Linked DNA regions of Homo sapiens: regions 1 and 3 are each linked to region 2. Evidence: chromatin loops called from intact Hi-C (ENCODE). Cell type or tissue: endothelial cell of umbilical vein. All regions are shown on one strand. Each heading gives the region's core, and the rest is flanking DNA. Links, peaks and the distances in the headings are about the cores only. Region 1 has its middle 31 kb from the start of LINC01738. Region 2 has its middle 120 kb from the start of LINC01738. Region 3 has its middle 22 kb from the start of LINC01738.

The links. A loop is a pair of places that touch in the nucleus more often than their neighbours do. Peaks named below come from ENCODE experiments on the same cell type or tissue, not always from the same donor. Only the 100,000 strongest peaks of a DNase experiment are listed, where the experiment ranks them.
Region 1: a loop joins it to region 2, with 4 times the contacts of the local background. A loop is called at or near these places in 6 of 110 quality-filtered maps.
Region 3: a loop joins it to region 2, with 2.4 times the contacts of the local background. A loop is called at or near these places in 7 of 110 quality-filtered maps.

The regions. Positions count from the first base shown.
Region 1 is chr1:47,655,119-47,660,812 of GRCh38, reverse strand. No RefSeq gene overlaps it. Among named protein-coding and RNA genes, the nearest start is that of LINC01738, 31 kb to the left of the region's middle. In endothelial cell of umbilical vein, for the core only: no CTCF peak of the experiment used is centred there; a DNase peak (open chromatin) is centred at 3,322; H3K27ac peaks cover 1,227 bases.
Region 2 is chr1:47,567,239-47,572,932 of GRCh38, reverse strand. No RefSeq gene overlaps it. Among named protein-coding and RNA genes, the nearest start is that of LINC01738, 120 kb to the left of the region's middle. RefSeq lists an enhancer at 5,316-5,694. In endothelial cell of umbilical vein, for the core only: a CTCF peak has its summit at 2,940; DNase peaks (open chromatin) are centred at 2,892 and 3,952; H3K27ac peaks cover 810 bases.
Region 3 is chr1:47,707,664-47,713,357 of GRCh38, reverse strand. No RefSeq gene overlaps it. Among named protein-coding and RNA genes, the nearest start is that of LINC01738, 22 kb to the right of the region's middle. RefSeq lists enhancers at 2,048-2,548, 4,335-5,301 and a silencer at 2,618-2,687. In endothelial cell of umbilical vein, for the core only: CTCF peaks have their summits at 2,682 (motif pointing right) and 3,626; a DNase peak (open chromatin) is centred at 2,687; H3K27me3 peaks cover 1,464 bases.

The sequences.
Region 1 (5,694 bases), core at 1,832-4,331, 88 kb before region 2:
TTTATAGATGAAGCAATTGAAAGACAAAGAGATTAAATGACTTGCCCATAGTCACACAGCTCATAAGTGGAAGAGCTGGGATTTAAACCCAAGTAACCTGGCTACAGAATCTGTGCTCTTAAATATACTTACACACATTGCCTCTCAGAAAACTACACTAACATTTACATCTATCCTCATCTAAATATTGTCTGTTGATTTTGTATAAATTGAAGCATATTATATATATCAATCGTGATTTCATTCACTTAATAATATGCCTTTCAGTTCTTGCCTTACACCTTTTGTTTTGTTTTTCATTTGACATACTTCACACGCTTTCCTTAAATAAAGGTCTATCTCATTTTTTAATTAATCCGGTGGCTTCCTTGTCCTCTGGTTGGATGCTGCCAATGGGAGGCGAGGCAGGAGATTTGTATTTCAGCTATTTTCAATTTTTTGCTATTTTAAATAATATACAATAAATAACCATATTCATATATCTGTGCATATAAGGGAAGTCATATCTATGGACTAGATTCTTAGGGGTACAAAAGATATGTGCATTTTTAAAATGTGATGTCTTTTGCAAAATTGTCATTGAGGATGAATATCCTCACAGTCTGTTTAAATGCTTGTCTTTCTACGGTGTGTTTCATAAATTATTATTTTTTATTTTTGTAGTTAAAAAGTGCCTTAACTTTCATCTCTTTCACTGTGGAAGAGTTCAGCATCTTTTCAAATAAAACCATTGTTTTATTGGCTCCTTGATACTCCATCCTATGCCATAATTTACTTAGCCCATCTTTCAAAATTCACTATTAAAAATTGCAGTGTGATGATCATCCTTGTACATAAATATTTGTCTATATCTCTTAGTATTTCCTGGGAAAGATTTATAGAAGTGGAATTACTGAGTCAATAGGTACAGGCTTTTTTTTAGACTTTTGCTAAATACTGCAAATTGTCATAGAAAGAATTGGATTACCCTCCCACCAACAACATTTGAGAGAGCCCCAACCCACCTCCCTAGCACTTTTATCATTTTAAATGAGTGTCTACAAATAAGGAAAATGGGATCTCAATTTAATTTACATTTCTTTGATTTCTAATAGGCCAAATTAATTTTTTTCATATTTCTTGGCCATTTACATGGCCATTTCTGCCCTATTTCTAGTGGGATCTTAATGTTTCTTTTATGACAGGTACTACACCAAATGTTTCTAAGGAGGTCAAATCAACATGTTACTTATTAAATTTCTACCGTGCAGAAAGTACTGAACTAGGTGTTTGGAGAGACGTAAATGAGAGGCAATCATTATTCTTACAGATCTTGTGATTTAGCCTGGCAGACAAGCCCATACACAGAGAAAGCAATTAGAGGGCAAGCCAGACAGTCTATAATCAAGTGCTGAATGGGCAGCTTGGGGCTACGTGCTGTGAGAGCTCAAAGAGGAGAGAACAGACCAAGCAGGCACGGTCAGCGAAAGCTTCTTGTAGGAGGAGCCCCACGCAGGAGCTGTGACATTTAAAATATGACTGTTACACAGCGACACACATTTCTCTTTCCTCCAGCACAGAGGATGATGTCTCAATGGCTCTCTTAGCACTCTTCAAGGAAATCAGTCTTAAAGAGATAACTTGTTGGTCATTGCCAAGGCTCAGTCCAGCTAGCATTGGTTGACCACTGTCATCATCGCCATGGTAATGACAGTGACAGCACTGATATTTATTGTACTCTGACCATGGATAGGCACAGGGTACAATAACTTTATATTAATTAACTCATTTAAACTCCTGACAAGTCTGTGAAGTAGGTATTATTGGCACCCTTTTTCCAGATGTGGAAACTAAGATTAAATAAGTCACTCATAAGGGCATTAATGAAAGTGTCAGAGCCTGGTCTCTGGCCCATGTTTGTCCAACTCCAGCAAGCATGCTCACCATGCAGGCTTGCTGCAACTGCTGTGGCCAAAAACCTTTTCCACCCACCCAACACATCCCTTCTTCCTCCAACCAGAGCCTGAAGTCACACCGTTCTGGCACTTCCTTTGGCATGATTGACAAAGCCACACTTACCTTGAGGGGAAAAAATGAGAGTCACAGAAGTTCAGCAAAAACTCCCTGAGCATGTGCTAGGGTCAGGGTGAGGCACCGGAGTCCCCACCCGGCATGGGAATGACGGAGGAGTAGATGACCACAAGACTGGGAGAGGGGAGCACCAGGAGCTTGGAGATGGGGGTTGGGGGTGAAGCCCGGGTTGGGAAAATCTTCTTGGAGGACATGGCACCTGAGTCAGTGCTGAAAGATGGAGGAATTAGCCAGGCAGAGGGGCACTCTAGGAAGAGGGGACAGCCCAGGCAAGAGCCGAGGTGGAAGCCAGGGTAGAGGGGAGGGCAGATCACAGCATGCCCTTCATCACAGGGCATCACGCTGTGTCGTCCTCCTCTGTGGACCCATCTGTTCTGCCCAACAAGCTGTGTCCTCCCCCAGGGCAACGACTACATCTGACTCTCACCTGGGAGCCCTGCAATGACCTGAGGCCTGGCACATGCTGGGGAGGGGGTACACATGTGTGAATGAAGGACTTAATGACCAAATAGGTGGGGCTTGTCTGTGCAACCAGACTATGCACAACCTGAGGACAAAGACCAATGTCCTTCTTCATCTGTCCCTCAATACCATGTTGTCAAGCACAAGTCTGTTAGAATGTAGCACTAATAATTACTTTTATTAGAGCAAACTCTTACACAGTAACGATTTACAGGCCCTACTCTAAGTTGCTTTACACCTATCTTCTCATTGGATCCTCAGAAAAACTCTGCAGTATCCATTTTATATATCAGAAAACCAAGGCTCAGAAAGGTTGAGTAACTTGCATATTTAATGTCTCTCAAGTGTCACTTGAGAGACACTAAATAACAGAACTCTAAAGCACAGGTATGGGAATCTGGCTACACCTAGGTTCAGGTCCCAGCTGTACCACTTGGCTGCTGTGGAATCTTCATGACTTACATTCTCTAGCCTCAGTGTTGCCATTTGTGAAATAGTAACAATACCAACTTCACGGGTTTCTGGTGGGGAGCAAATTATATAAATGTGAAGCACCTAGTTCAGTGCTTGGCACATAGTAGGTATTCAGGAACTGGTAGCATCATTTTTGCCCTGCAGTCACGATAGCTCTCTTCCCAGGGAAGGGGGCCATGTGTTGCCCTCCTATTCTTCTTGGTCCCCTGTCTCCTCAGACACGACCTCCTCCTGCCCCGCATGAGCCACTCGCAGGAAGACGTGTGAATCAGATCCGCTCCGCTTGGGCCTGCTGTTTCCCAATCAGCAGACTTCTTCCATATAGAGCAATCTTTTCCATTGCTCCCCGCTGCCAGCAAAGACCAGCATTAGAGAGCGTCTTGGCTCCCATCGGAAGAAAAACAAACTTTGCAGAAAAATAAACACTTTTTTTAAAAGTCCCGTGGTTTTACATTCAAGACCTAATAGTTTTTCCTTTCTTTTTTTCCCAGATACCACAAATCTTCTGCTGGAGGGGAAAAAAAAGGGAGAGCGACCAAGGAGGGACTTCTAGATTGTTCTTCCATGCAAACATGACCCAAGATGGCTGCATTCAAAGTCCCAGGACCCATGTCTGTGCTACAGTGAGAACTCTCAGCCGCAGCTCCTTCGAGACTTGAGTCCTCTCTTCCCCACTCCTCCTTACTTCCATGGCTCCAGAAAGGGTAAGTCTGGGCACCTCTCCTCACCCTCTCCCATTGCTCCTGGGCTGTAATAGGCAGAGGCACAGGCATAAATGTCAGGGAGGCCCAGACGGAGGCTCTCGTGTGATAGGCCTGGGACAGCTCCACTCCAAAACATAGTTGCCTCCCCACAGTGAGGCTGGCTGGCCAAAGGCCATCCTGTTCCAGTGACAAGTCTAAAATAGGAAACCGTTTCTTAGAGAAACACGAAACCATTGCCTCTGAGAACACAGAGTCCCCCAGCAAAAAGAAACAGCCTCTGATCTGGAGGGCAATTTCTTGGCAGCCTCCATTCCACCCATCCCTCAACAGGGCAGGGAAGAGAAGGTCCAAGTGACCTGGGCACTGGCTGCATGGCCAGGGGGAGCTGTGCCCCTCATACATGCCTATGTTTGCTCATCCCGAGCCACCAATGTGTCAGTCTGCAGTGGGTAGCGGGAGAGACTGGTGGATGTGATGATTTAGAGGCAATACAAACAAGGCACCTTCTGCAGGAACCGACACTTATTAGGTGCTCTCCTCATCTCTGTTAACCCTGGTACCCATGGCTTCTGAAGATCTGGAAACATCCCGAGTAGTAGACAATATTTTTTGTGCATATCTTCACTGGTGAAAACATTTATCAAATTCTCTAAGGGGACAAATACCCCAAAAGGCTAAGAATCACTGGCTTTTTTATTCAACTTTTTAATTGAGAATTGAAATCCTTAGAAACAAGGACCTGTCTTATTCATCTTGGTGTCATCACAGTGTAGGAAAAGACCTGGCATTTTGGACGTCCAGTGGAATGAATGAATGAATGCGTGAATGAGTAAGTGAGTGAATGAATGACAGCTTATTCATTCAGGGACTTCAGAGCTTGGTAGAGAAACTATAGAAAAAATAATAAAAGGCAGAAAATGATCAAAGTCAAAGGAAATGGAAAAATAAAGAGTTGTAGAGGCTCTGAGTGGACATAAGTTTCTCTGGCAGGGCTGGCGAGGGGAAATGGCTGGCAGAGTGGAGCTGGGACAACTGGTGGGAGCCAAGGGAGGGGAGGTTCAGTAGATAAACTGGGGAGAGAGCTGGGAAGTCATTCAGGAAACATGGTGAAGAAAGAAATCACAAACTTTATAGAGACACGAACTTTTTTTTTTTAACTGTGGTTTTGCATATGAGGCCTAATGGTTTTTCCTTTCTTTTCCCATACAAGCTGTCCAGTTTGGCTAGAGGAGAGGATATGTTCGAGGAGTGGTGGGAAAGAGGTTTGGAAACAGAGGTTGGGGCCAAATCCTGGGGGGCCTCAGATGCCAATCTCTGCCAGCCCAGCCCTGAAGCAACAGAGCCATTTGGCACAGGGAGGAGAGGCTGAAGGGATGGAAGCCCAACCTGCCCCAGCTGGAGGAGCTCCAGCAGGGCTCCAAGTGAGGGATACTGAGGCAGCAGGGCCAGGGCAGGCTGGATGGAGAAAGGGGACAGATATGAGCGGCTGGAAAGGGGGACTCAGGCATCTGGAAGCTGACTTCATGTGGGGTTGATGAAGAAAAAGCTGTCCTTAAAGAGTCCTCTGGTTTTCCCCAGAGGCTGGTTATGGGCCATTTTTTGGACTCAAATAACAGCATATTTTAAAAGATAAGATTAATCTCAGTTATACATATATATAAAGCAAGATTTTTTAAATGAGCAAGACTGAAATAAATATGTGGAATAGGCACAAACTGATGTTTTCTCTAGTTTCGTCTGTGTTTCATGATTGCTTCCTAAGTCTCTGGTTTTCTCCCAGCCCTAAGCACCCTCACCCTGCTGCCTCAAGGCATTCGTTCACTAAGATTCTGCCTTGAAACACTGTCCTCCCACTCTCTCTCAATAGCTCCTTCCAGCATGCAGCAGCCTTCTTGTGCAATGAAAATGATGTTGATATAATGCTGGATTTTGCTAAACGTCTTTAGCCAAAGTTACTATCATCATAGATAATATGTTAGAAACC
Region 2 (5,694 bases), core at 1,608-4,107:
AAGATGGAGAGGAAGATTAGGGATTCAGAGCTGCCTCCCACTCCTGGCAGCTCATGTGGCAGGTCTCCATGGGCAGCATCTGAATGAGTGAGGCTGTGGGGATTGCTCATTAGCATGAGAAGACCGGGCTTCAATTCCAAGTCTCTCACTGGCTTGCTGTGTAAGCCTGACTTGGACTCAGCCTCTCTGGATCTCTGAAGAAAGAGGGTAAGAATGTTTCTCTAAAAACAGTAAGACTAAGGTTCCCAAGAGAAAAGGACATCGAGGCAACTGTTTGCCATCTGACTCCAGGTCCCTCACTCTAATTCACACTATCGTCGAAAGCTGAGCATGAATTAGGATGGGGGCGGTGGGAGGGGCTCAACAGACATGAACTCAGAGAACAGTCATTGATGCTTATATAGGGTGAGGGCTGGACAAGACTGGGGACAGTGAGCTGAATCAACCTCAGTCCTTGCCCTTCAGGACCTCCCAGTCTGTTTAAGGACTGATTGTGACAAAAGGTATCTGGTGAGTGTGACACTGGAGGCACAGACATTTCTTCCAAGAAAAAAGTAGGAATGGGCCTTCAGATTCCACAAGAGAAGCTAGGAAATCACCTTGGGGAGATGGCAGTTACAGCCCTTCTCTTATGGTGCATGGTACAGAGCAGGGACCCAGGGGATGGATGGATGATGGACGCGTGGGTGGATGGATGAGTGGTAGATAGGTGAAAGGGATGGTAAATGAGGCAGTGGGTGGATGATAAGTAGATAGATGATGACATAGATGGGTGGATGGATAAATGAGTGGGTGGGCAGATGAATGGTTGGATAAGTGAGTAGATGGATGAGCAGATGGATGAATGGATGGATGGATGGATGGATGGGTGGATGGATGGATGGATGGACAGATGGATGGATAGATGGCCAGATGTAAGAACAAATATTATTGAACTGATTCTTACAACAATTCTGTCAAATAAAAGAATGAATGTGACAGCCCCCTACCCCAAGTTATCAAGATGAAAAAAGTGACTTGTTAAGGTCATATGGTAAATTAATGGCAAATCCAGGACCAAAAATCAAGGCTTCTGACTCCTGTCCAGTACTCTTCCCACTCTATAACCCCTACGTATTTCATTCTCTTATTCCCCTCCTCCTCCACATAAATAGTTATGGCAAGAGAAAAGGAAAGGAAAATGAGAGGAAAAGAAGAGAAGGAGGGAGAGATGGAGGGAGGGAGGGAAGAAGGAGAGAAGGAGGGAGGGAGGGAGGAAACCCATCATGACTTTGTGGTAAGGGTCCTGGGATCATTTGATTTGTCTTGGCCTCTTTCTCTATTAGTAAAAATAGGCTTAGATCACAGACAGGAAAAGTGCTTTGAAAGGCATGAAAAGCCCCTGCAAATGGGAGGAAGAAGAGAGTCATTTCTGTCATAGCTCCTCACCAACTGAGTGATGCCCCTTGGCTTCCAGGCAGAAATGAATCCGAGGGCCCAGGGCCCAGTCAGGAGAACAACCCCACTGACTCTTCATCCAGGACCCCACTCCAGCATGGAGGCTGGGAGGCAGGGGCAGGGGAGAGGGTGTGGGAACGACAAGCATGGCCCTGGTGCTGCGCTCTAGGTTCCACCCCCGCTGCTCTTCCCCTTCCTTAGTAGGTAAGTGGCTAGAGCATGGATGCTGGAGCCAAGAGCCTGGGTTAGAATTTAGGCTTTGCCCCTTCTTATCTGCGTGGCCTTAAGCAGGTCCCCTAATCTCCCTGTGCCTCAATTTCCTGATGTGTAATGAGGTGCACTTGCCTCACAGAGTTGTCACAAAGATTAAATGATTTAACATACACAAAGGGCTTAGAGCAGCACCCCACACATAAGAAGCACAATTACGTGTTAGCCGTTAATACCATCTGAGGCTTCTCCTTGGTGTTGAGTCCTCCAGGAAGCTTTCCTGACCCCACAGGCTGGGTTACACTCCACTTTGCTCCCACAGGCTACTGTGCTTCCCTCTAGCAATCCCCTTATCTTCCTGTAGTTAAGTCCTATTCTTGAGCCCACTTCACAGAAAAGGAAACTGAAACTCATAGAAATTAGATGACTTGTCTCTTTGCCCTGATCATCCATCCTTGGCTCAAACATCTCCAATTAGAGGAAAATCCCCCCCTTCCAACCACCGCATGTATCCTGGGCAGGCGGTACCATCTGAGCTGAGTTTTGCAGGGTAAGAGTTAACCAGGAGAAAGTGGGGCCTGAGATAGGAGGTATTTCCAGCAGACGCCAAGCAGGATAAAGCAGCCAAGGTGAGAAACTCCCAGTGTGTGAGGTACCTCTAGCAGTTAGGTGGTGCTGGAGCACAAAGTGAGGTAGGGTGCCAGGAGGGGACAAAGATGGAGAGGTGGGCTCTACCACATCACCACGGCCTGGGATGCCAGGCCAGGAGGCTCAGACATGAAGCTGCAGCCACAGGGAGGCCAGCAGACCGTTTTCAGCATCACATGGAAATGGCCAGATTTCCCTTGAGGGCCCTCAGTGAGCAATAAGCACTGTGCAAAGCTTACTATTATGGCTAATAATGGTTTATCACTCTGCACCATAATTGCCATTTACATGTCCATCTTCCACTAATTCATAAAGCCCACTAGGGCAGGTTGTGTGGGTCTCGCTCATCCCTGTGTCCATATGCTTGACACAGAGCAGACACTCAAAAGATGTTCTGTCAAATTATTAATAATTACTTAACAAGAAAAGGTAGCACATGATGCCAACTGTTGTGAGTTGTTTTGCAGAGAAAAAACTCTGGAGTCAGGCAGCCCTCAGTCCAAACACTGAAGCCCCAGTCTCACCGCGGAACGACCTTGGCAAGTCGCATTCCATCTCTGAGTCTCAGCTTCCTCCTCCTCCAAGTGAGTTTAATAATTCCTTCCTCTTGGGGTCAGGGTGGAGCTCCCAGCACAGTGCTTGACACACAAGTAGGTGACTAATACCAACTCAACAAATAGCAACTAAAAGAATGATATGAAGATATCTGGGCCGGGCATGATGGCTCATGCCTGTAATCCCAGCACTTTCGGAGGCTGAAGCAGGCAGATAGCTTGAGCTCGGGAGTTTAAGACCAGCCTGGGCAACATGGCAAAACCCCGTCTATTAAACAAACAAAAAAAAAGTAGCCAGGTGTGGTGGCTTATGCTTGTAGTCCCAGCTACTTGAGAGGCTGAAGTGGGGGGATCACATGAGACTGGGAGGTGGAGGTTACAGTGAGCAGAGATTGCACCACTGCACTCAAGCCTGGGCGACAGAGGGAGACCCTGTCTCAAAAAAAAAAAAAAAATCTCTCTGCACAAAGTTGCAAAACCACTGCCTATTTCAGACATTGGCAAACAGGAGAGAGAGTGTAAAGGGGCAGAATTTTGAATCTGAGAAATATAGATTTGAATCCTGGTGCTGTTCTTTCCTAGCTATGCAACCTTAGCGAAGTAAATGAACCTCTCTGGTTTCCTAATGTGTTCATTCCGGGCATTATCAATAATACCAATCTCAAAGAGTTACTGCATGGACTAAAGGAGATAACGGATGTGAAAGTGCTTTGTATACAAATGTGGGCGATTATTATTATCATGACAGTTCATAAAACCCGGGTGGAGATTTTTGTTACAAACAAGTTCTCTCCCATCCCACCAGCAGTCCAGGGGCTGGCCCAGTGCTTTGTTCCCAGGAAGGGCATAGCTGGAGGGGCCGGCTGGGTTGGGGCAGAGGCCAGGGCGGGCTCCTCACTCCCACCATCTGCACTGCGGGGTCAGCCCATCTGTCCAGCAGTGGGCACACATGTGGCCTCATCTGAGGGTATGAGGTCGTCGGGGTCAAGCAGGAGAAAATTGGGGGCAGATGAGGGGAAGGTTCCAGCTTATTTTTAGAAAAGGGGGAAAGAGAGGAAGACAGGAAGGGCCTTGTTCGTCAGTATTTCCACCATGTGGATGGCAGGCGGGAGGGTGGGCAGGCAGCCAGGCCAAGGCTAGAGACAAAGATGTGTCCACTTCTGCAGCTGCTGCCACAACCACCACAGGATGGCCATCCCCGCCCACCCCACCAGCCTAGGACTGGTCCCAAGCCTGCACCCTGCCCCTTGGGGGACCCCTCTCCTCCCAGAACAAATTGAATTAGAATGGTAAATCAGATTGAATTTTTAAATTAATTGATTTATTTTTAAATTAATTTTAAAGCATCATAAAGAACCAAGATTACAAATTCCATCCTTCAAACATGCATTAAGCACCTATTCCGTGCTATTTCTGTGTCAGGCACTGGGAATGAAATTAATAAATTTAAGAAGGTCCAGTTGGTGGAAGAGCCCCTAATTCCAGTAGCAAAGAAGGATTGGAAGTTCCGTGAAAGTACAGACTATGTCTGTCTTGCTCACAGCTGTATTTCCAGCGCCTAGCACATAGGCAGCACTCAATAAGCACCTACAGAATCAGTTGCAACTATCCAACCCAAGGCAGGCTGAGGGGTTATATAAAGACACAGACACAGAGCAAAAGGGACCTGCAGAGACTGCCAATACCAGCTGTGTGATCTAGGAAGGCTCCCAGAAGAGTTGGCAATTGTGAGCTTTGAAGGCTGGAGGAGGTAATGGAGAGTGTACAGTATAAGCATAATGTAGGAGGTGGGGAAGTTTAAACCATGCATGAGACATGCAAGTGGGAGAAGAAGACCCAGGGCAGGAAAGAATGGGTTTGGGAACTGTGTCCCCCTTTGTACATTCAACCTCAGGTGACTGCACAGCCCAGCCCTGTCAGTGCAGCATTCTCACTTCTAGCCCTAGCTATATCCAGTGGGAACTCTTGTAATACGGACCCTAAAGGAAACTGCATCAGTCCAGAGGTGTTGAGCTAGCAGGACCATATCTGGGCTAGAAGAGGGATCCACTTGTTGCAGTGTAAAGAGCCTGAGGGGTGGAATCTGATGGCGGCAAGGCCAATGGGCCCTCCCAGGACAGGGCATGCACAAAGTAGGGCATGGCACACTTTGTGCCCATAAGATGTACAAATCTCCTCCTCCCAGTCCTCCCTGGGGTCTTGAAGTCCTGGAACCTCTTGGAGTTAACCTGACCTGTGTCCTAACAGGTGGCACTACAGAGTGATTAAGATGGTGACTGTTACCACCCATTAAGAGGGTGAGCTAGATTGCTAAGACGTGAATCCTGGCTATTCTATTTCCTGTGGTTCAGGATCAGTTGCTTTCCCTCTCTGTGCCTCTGTTTCTTTGTCCGCAGGATGGATGTAGCTATAGTCTGTAACACACAGGTTTTTTGTTTTTGTTTTTTGTTTTTGTTTTTGTTTTTGAGACAGAGTCTCGCTCTGTCGCCCAGGCTAGAGTGCAGTGGCGCAGATCGATCTCTGCTCACTGCAACCTCCACCTCCTGGGTTCAAGTGATTATCCTGCCTCAGCCTCCCGAGTAGCTGGGATTACAGGTGCCCGCCACCATGCCCAGCTAATTTTTTGTATTTTTAGTAGAGACAGGATTTCGCCATGTTGGGCAGGCTGGTCTCAGACTCCTAACCTTGTGATCCACCTGCCTCGGCCTCCCAAAGTGCTGGGATTACAGGTGTGAGCCACCGTGCCCGGCCTTGTAACACACAGGTTTGTTGTGACAATGAGCCAATCTATATAAAGCACTCTAAATGGTGCCTGGCTCTCAGCGTTAGCTGCATCATATCAACC
Region 3 (5,694 bases), core at 1,676-4,175, 140 kb before region 2:
GTTGGAAAAGTCACACTGTGGGCTCAATCTCAACTCTGTCACTTACTTGTTGTTGTTACTCAACCCCATTTCTTCCACTACGAAATGAGGACAGGAAAAGCACCAGGTCATTATGAGGATAGGTGAAAAGGTGCAGCAAAGCAGCTAGCACTTAGCATAGAGTCTCGTCCACGACTAATGCAAAATAAATATTTGTTGAGTTAGTGAACAAATGAATGAATGAATGAATGAATAAACGAGCAAACAAATGAATGCGCGTGAATGCATGAAGAAGCGTGGGCCAGCAGCAAGAGAATAACATTTGGAGTCAGGAGACCCAAGTTGGATCCATGCCTGTCACCTACTAGCTGAGTGACCTTAGGCAAGTCACTTAACCTTGCTGAGCCTCAGTTAATAATAGCAATAATCCCTGCCTCTCGGGTGGTTGTGAGGATTAAATGAAAGTGCTGGGTGGGACTGCTTTGTTAATGGCAGGGCGCTGTGCAAATGTTAGTTCTAATTATTCTCTACAATTATGACTGCTCCGCGGGAGGTGCGTGTGTGAGCGAGGGTAGGGAAGGCTGTGCATGTGGGGAGGTCTGTGACCAGGCTGTGTGTGCATGTGTATTGTGTGTGGGTGTGTTTGGAGAACTGGGGCCATTAGAAAAACCATCAGCCCTCTAAGTTGTTCTTTCTTTTGCTAAACTCAACCTGCCAGGCTGACATCGGAAGCCGGAATTAGTGGGAAGTCTGGGGGGACGGGATTAGCAGCTGAACTTTCTATTCCTGGAGACCCTCTTTTCTCAGGAGGTCAAAGCAATTTCCATATATTATCCTGCTGGCAGCTTGGGAAGGTCAGGGAAACAGCAAACACATGACGTGCATTCCTCAGATGGAGAAACCAAGGCAGGAAGGGCAGCTACTGTGGCCCCCTGCCGTACTCCTGTTTGAACCACCATCTGAAGGACTTTTCTGCCACCTGGGCCTGGCCTGCCTGGCTGGCAGCGGTTCATTCATTTGAGTGCTTATTGCCATCCCCTTCACCCCTGTTTCCAGCGCTGGGCTGTGAGTGTTCCACCAGAAGGATTAGAGCCAGGACCCTAAGTCCCTGCTGACTAGATGCATGCAACCATCGGAGGGTCTGACTTTGGCTCAGTGTTCACCTTTCACTCCCTGGCCAGGCTGTGGCCCTAACTCCCCTCCAGCAGATCTTCAAGTTCAGTTCTCCTCCAGAAAGTTGGCCTGACTGTCCTATCTGGCAGTTGTAGAAGTCGTTCTCCTCTGAGCCACAGGTGTGAAGGGACCAAGAGGAAGGGGGCTTGGAGGCCCAGCCGCATTGCTTCTGTTGATGCTGAGGGCCAGCCCAGAAATGTTCTGTGAAACTGACCAGAATAAGAGCAGCCCAGACAGAGGTAGTGTGAATGTGGAGCTGGTGAACTGAGAAGCCTCAGAGGAAGTTCTCTGAAGGGTTAGAGCAGTGACTGTCAAAGTGTCATGCATCACCTGGGAACTGCTGATTCTCCTGCCCCACACCAGAACTAATGTGTCGGAACCCTAGGGGAAGGGGCTTAGCAAGTGTTTTAGCAAGGCTTCTAGTTGATTCTGATGCTCCAGCAGTTTGAGAACCACTGGGCTCAAACTGCACCAACTCCCTGCACCTGCAGCCAGGCACCTGTCTCCCCAGCTAGATCTCAGGAAGCCCCACCTTCCCCACACTGGTTTTTGTTGGCTCTGAAGACAGCCCTAGACTCCGGGTCTTGCAGATGGGGAAGGTTACAGCTTTCATCTCGGGGTCTGTGTCCCCACCTGTAAGGAGGAGGAGGCCTCCCAGAACCTGTCCAAGGCCCTGGAGAAAAGTTGCTGAATTGCAGGACTGTGGGCAGCCGGCAACACAGTGCTGGGCTCATGTCCCAGCAGCAGCCCCAACCCTGAGCTCTCGGTTCTCTGGTTAGCCACGGAGGTATGTAATCCTCGGTTTGCCGCCCACCCACCACCAGCTGGAGTAGTCACACCAAATGCCATCCTCCCTGATTAAAGCAGCCATGGCGCTGGTACCCCGCGCTGGACTCAGTGCTCCAGTCGCCTGGCCCTGGTTCGTAATTCACCCCTCCCCCAACAGTCCTAAGAGGCGGGGTCCTCCCGGTTTTACAGATTCAGAACTGAGACCCAAAAATGTTCTGTAGTTTGTCTGAGACCTCACAGCCTGTTCTAGACTAGAATTTGAACCCGAGTCTGTCTGACTCCAAAGCCCTCTTCCTTAAACCTCGGTGAGAGCCAGACCCTAGCCTGGGAGCCGGGTGCACGTGAGGGGGGAAGCAGATCCAGTCTGGGTGCTGGCTCCGCTACTCGCCAGCGAGTGGCCTTGGGCCTGCTTCGGTTGCCCCATCTGTATAGTGGGAATAATAATTATTGCCCTGCTGGCCTTACAGGACTCCTGTAAAAAATCAAGGACGGGGTGGAAGCGAGTGGAAAACTACCGTGGTGTTCAAACGCTGTGACTGGGTGTCCCATGTGCTTTACAGCATACAAAGCGTACGGTATACAAAATGCATCCTCGTGTGGTCTCAGGTCACCCTCTCCGCAGCTAATCGATCCTCGCCTGCGCAATCATTGAGAGAGAGGAGTCAGATGCCGCGTCCAAGTCCAGCAGGACCGCGGGACACGGGTCAGCCCAGCAGCCGCCTGCGCCTCCGGCCACGAACGCAAGAGGGCGCCATGGGCCTGCAGCGAGCCCCGGCTGCCCGACCCGCAGAGCGCAACCTCTCTCGCGCTCCGCTTCGCCCCGCAGCTTCCAGGCTTCGCTCAGGGCCTGGAGGTGCGTGGGGTTCCAGGGGCGTCCGGGAGGGATGGCGGAGAGTTGTGCAGTCTGAACTTGAAATTTGAAGTCAGAAAAACCAGCTGCCTCTTACTGCTGTGTGACCTCTTGTGAGACGTTTGGCCTCTCTGAGCTTCATTTATAATTATAGGAATATAATTATCTGCCGCCACGCCAAGCCAGCCCGCCGCAGGCACCTAGGCCCATAAAAAGAGATGGCTAAGTCTGGCTCTCAGTGCAAACATTCACACGTTAGGATTCATGTAAAGCCCTTTCTCCTGCTCTCCCCGCCCCCACCCCCGTGTACTCAGCATCTGAAGCCCCTCCAGCGAGGTATGAATGGTCTCTGCATTCTCATTTTTTGGGCGCGCAGACTAAGGCTCAGGCTGCTCTTTCTGGGATCATGTGGCTCATCCGGACAGAGACTGGCTGGCCTTCCGGCACCAGCACCAGACTCCGACCCTTCCAGGTCCCGCGGCCTCGGCGCCAGCCGGCATGGCCTGGGAGAGCGGGCCTCGGCGGCGGGGTGCTGGAGAGTCGCTTCCAATCTTCCGCAGACACCGGGTTGCTCCGGAGGCCAAAACAGTCGGAGAAGCCTAGGGGCCAGAATGCTCAGCCCCACCCCGCCCGGTCCCCGCTGAAGGGCAGCGAAGGGCAGCGGGTGTTCGGCCCCCAGTTCTGGGCTCAGCCTCTGGCCCGACTGTAACCCGCCATCCCGAGATTGCCGGGCCGCAACGCGCGCCCGCGTGTGTGGTCGGGGCTCGGTGGCTCTGGGCACTGACGGCGCACCCCGATTCCCGGGTCTCGTGGGTGCTCCTGCGCGCTCTCCCCTAGCGGTCGGCTCGAGCTGCGCCAGCAGAGCCCCTCCACTGCGGTGGGACTGCCAGGGTCAGGCCGGGGGAGGGGCGGCCCCGCGGCCTAGCCCGCGCCCTCTGCCGCGGCTGTTTGCACACATGTAATTAGCGCTAATTATCCCGGGCTTTCAGCTCGCCAGCTCCCGGCTTGAGAGCCGCGCGCCCGGTGTGAGAGCGGCCCGGGAGCAGCTGCCCCTACGCGCGAGCCCTCTCCGCCCGGGCCGGGGACACTGCGGCTCCATCCGAGTCCCCGGGACCTTGCGTCGTGTATCTGTGTGTGCCCGAGTGCCTACACTAGTGCTGGCTCGCGAGCGTCTTTGTGTGTCCGCCGCTGTGTGTTTGAAGATGCCGCCGGGGAAGGTTCGCGGGAAGCCGACGCAGATGGGGAGAGGAGGGGGTCTCAGGATAGCGGTGGTGGGGATGAAATGGTTCTCAGCTGCTAAGGAAGGAAGCTCTAGCGCCCCACTCCCTCCAGTCTGCCGCGAGTCCTGCGTAAACAGGACCCCCCGGGGCCGAGAATCCCGGGATTGCTGCTGTAACCGCCCAGCCCAGGCGTTGTCAAGCCAAACAAGTTTCCCCGGCCCCTGAGCCGTTTCGTCCCTTCTAGAAGGCCCCCGGTGCTGCCACTGCCTGCTTGAACGGGCCACCAGCGCGCCTTCCTTCTACAGGTGGCAGGGCCAGGCTCTGAAAGGTTAGGGCGCTGGCCCCGGGAGCCGCAGCAGGCGGGGGGCGCCACCCCCAGAGCCGGATTCAGGCTCGCTAGAGCTCAGAGGGTCGGCTGGGGCCAGGGAGATCGCCTCCGACTCCCAGGTCCTCTTTTCTCTCTGATCTCAGAACCCCAGCCCTTGCCGACCCGGGTGCTGCGTACTCAGCCCGTTCCCGCCGCGTCCCTCCAGCCCTCTCCCAAGGGCCAGTTCACCCTCCTCCACTCGGAAAGGAACCAGAGAGCCAGGGGGAAGCAAGCTCAGCCCCAGGGGCCTTAGGCGGAGATGGGGGCGTCAGCCTAGGTCCCCGGAGCCGGGTTTCTCAGCACACCCTCCGCCCCTCGCCGCTAGAGCGGCCCCTGGCCTTCCCCTCCCTGGGCACGGCATCCCTTGTCCAGGCTCCTGGGCACGGCATCCCTTGTCCAGGCTCCTGGGCACGGCATCCCTTGTCCAGGCTCCTGGGCACGGCATCCCTTGTCCAGGCTCCTGGGCACGGCATCCCTTGTCCAGGCTCCTGGGCACGGCATCCCTTGTCCAGGCTGCTGGGCACGGCATCCCTTGTCCAGGCTCCTGGGCACAGTCTCTTCCGGCCTGTCTCTCTCTTCCTCTCTGACCTGCTTCCCCGTTTCCCCGGTGTCTCGCTGTGCCTTTGCCTCTGTCTCTGCCTCTCATTTTCTCTGCCTCTCTCTCATCGGATCTTTGCCCGCGAAGCTACCCCCATCCCCCGCCCCCGCAAAGGAACACACACGGGCAGAATCCGCCTTTGCAATAAAAAACGACAACTGGGAAACAGTGAATTAAAAAGCATTAACTTAAAAACAAGCCATGTGTCTGCAAATACGTTCCAAATGACAGCCCTTTGGGAGTAGGGGTGTGTCGGCCACATGTTCTGGAGCCTCAGACGCAAAATGTAGGGGGAGCTCAGTGACTCGCGGTGTACCCCTCCTGCTAGCCACCTGGGACAGCGGGATCTGGGGGGAAGGGAGTCTCCTCTCCACCCTGTCATGGACCCCTACCGGGTCCCCTGGACCCTTTTAGCGTTCTGGCATCTGCTGGTCCCGCCTACTCCCTCCCCACCCCCCCCCCCCCACAAACTTTCCCAACGCTGACCTCAACTCTCCTTTTGCGCCAGCCCTCCCCGTCCCCACCCCACTCACATCGATTCCACCTCCCCCCATCCCAAGTCTTCCACCCCACACCCCTTGTTGCACCAGAGGCCTGCCCTGACCCACCCTCATTCTGCCCTCCTGCCCCTAGACCACCCAGCAGTCCTGGCTCGGAGAAGTGGTTAGAACCAAAGATTTCCTTGACCTGAAGAGACTCCCCAGGGAACTGAAGGCAG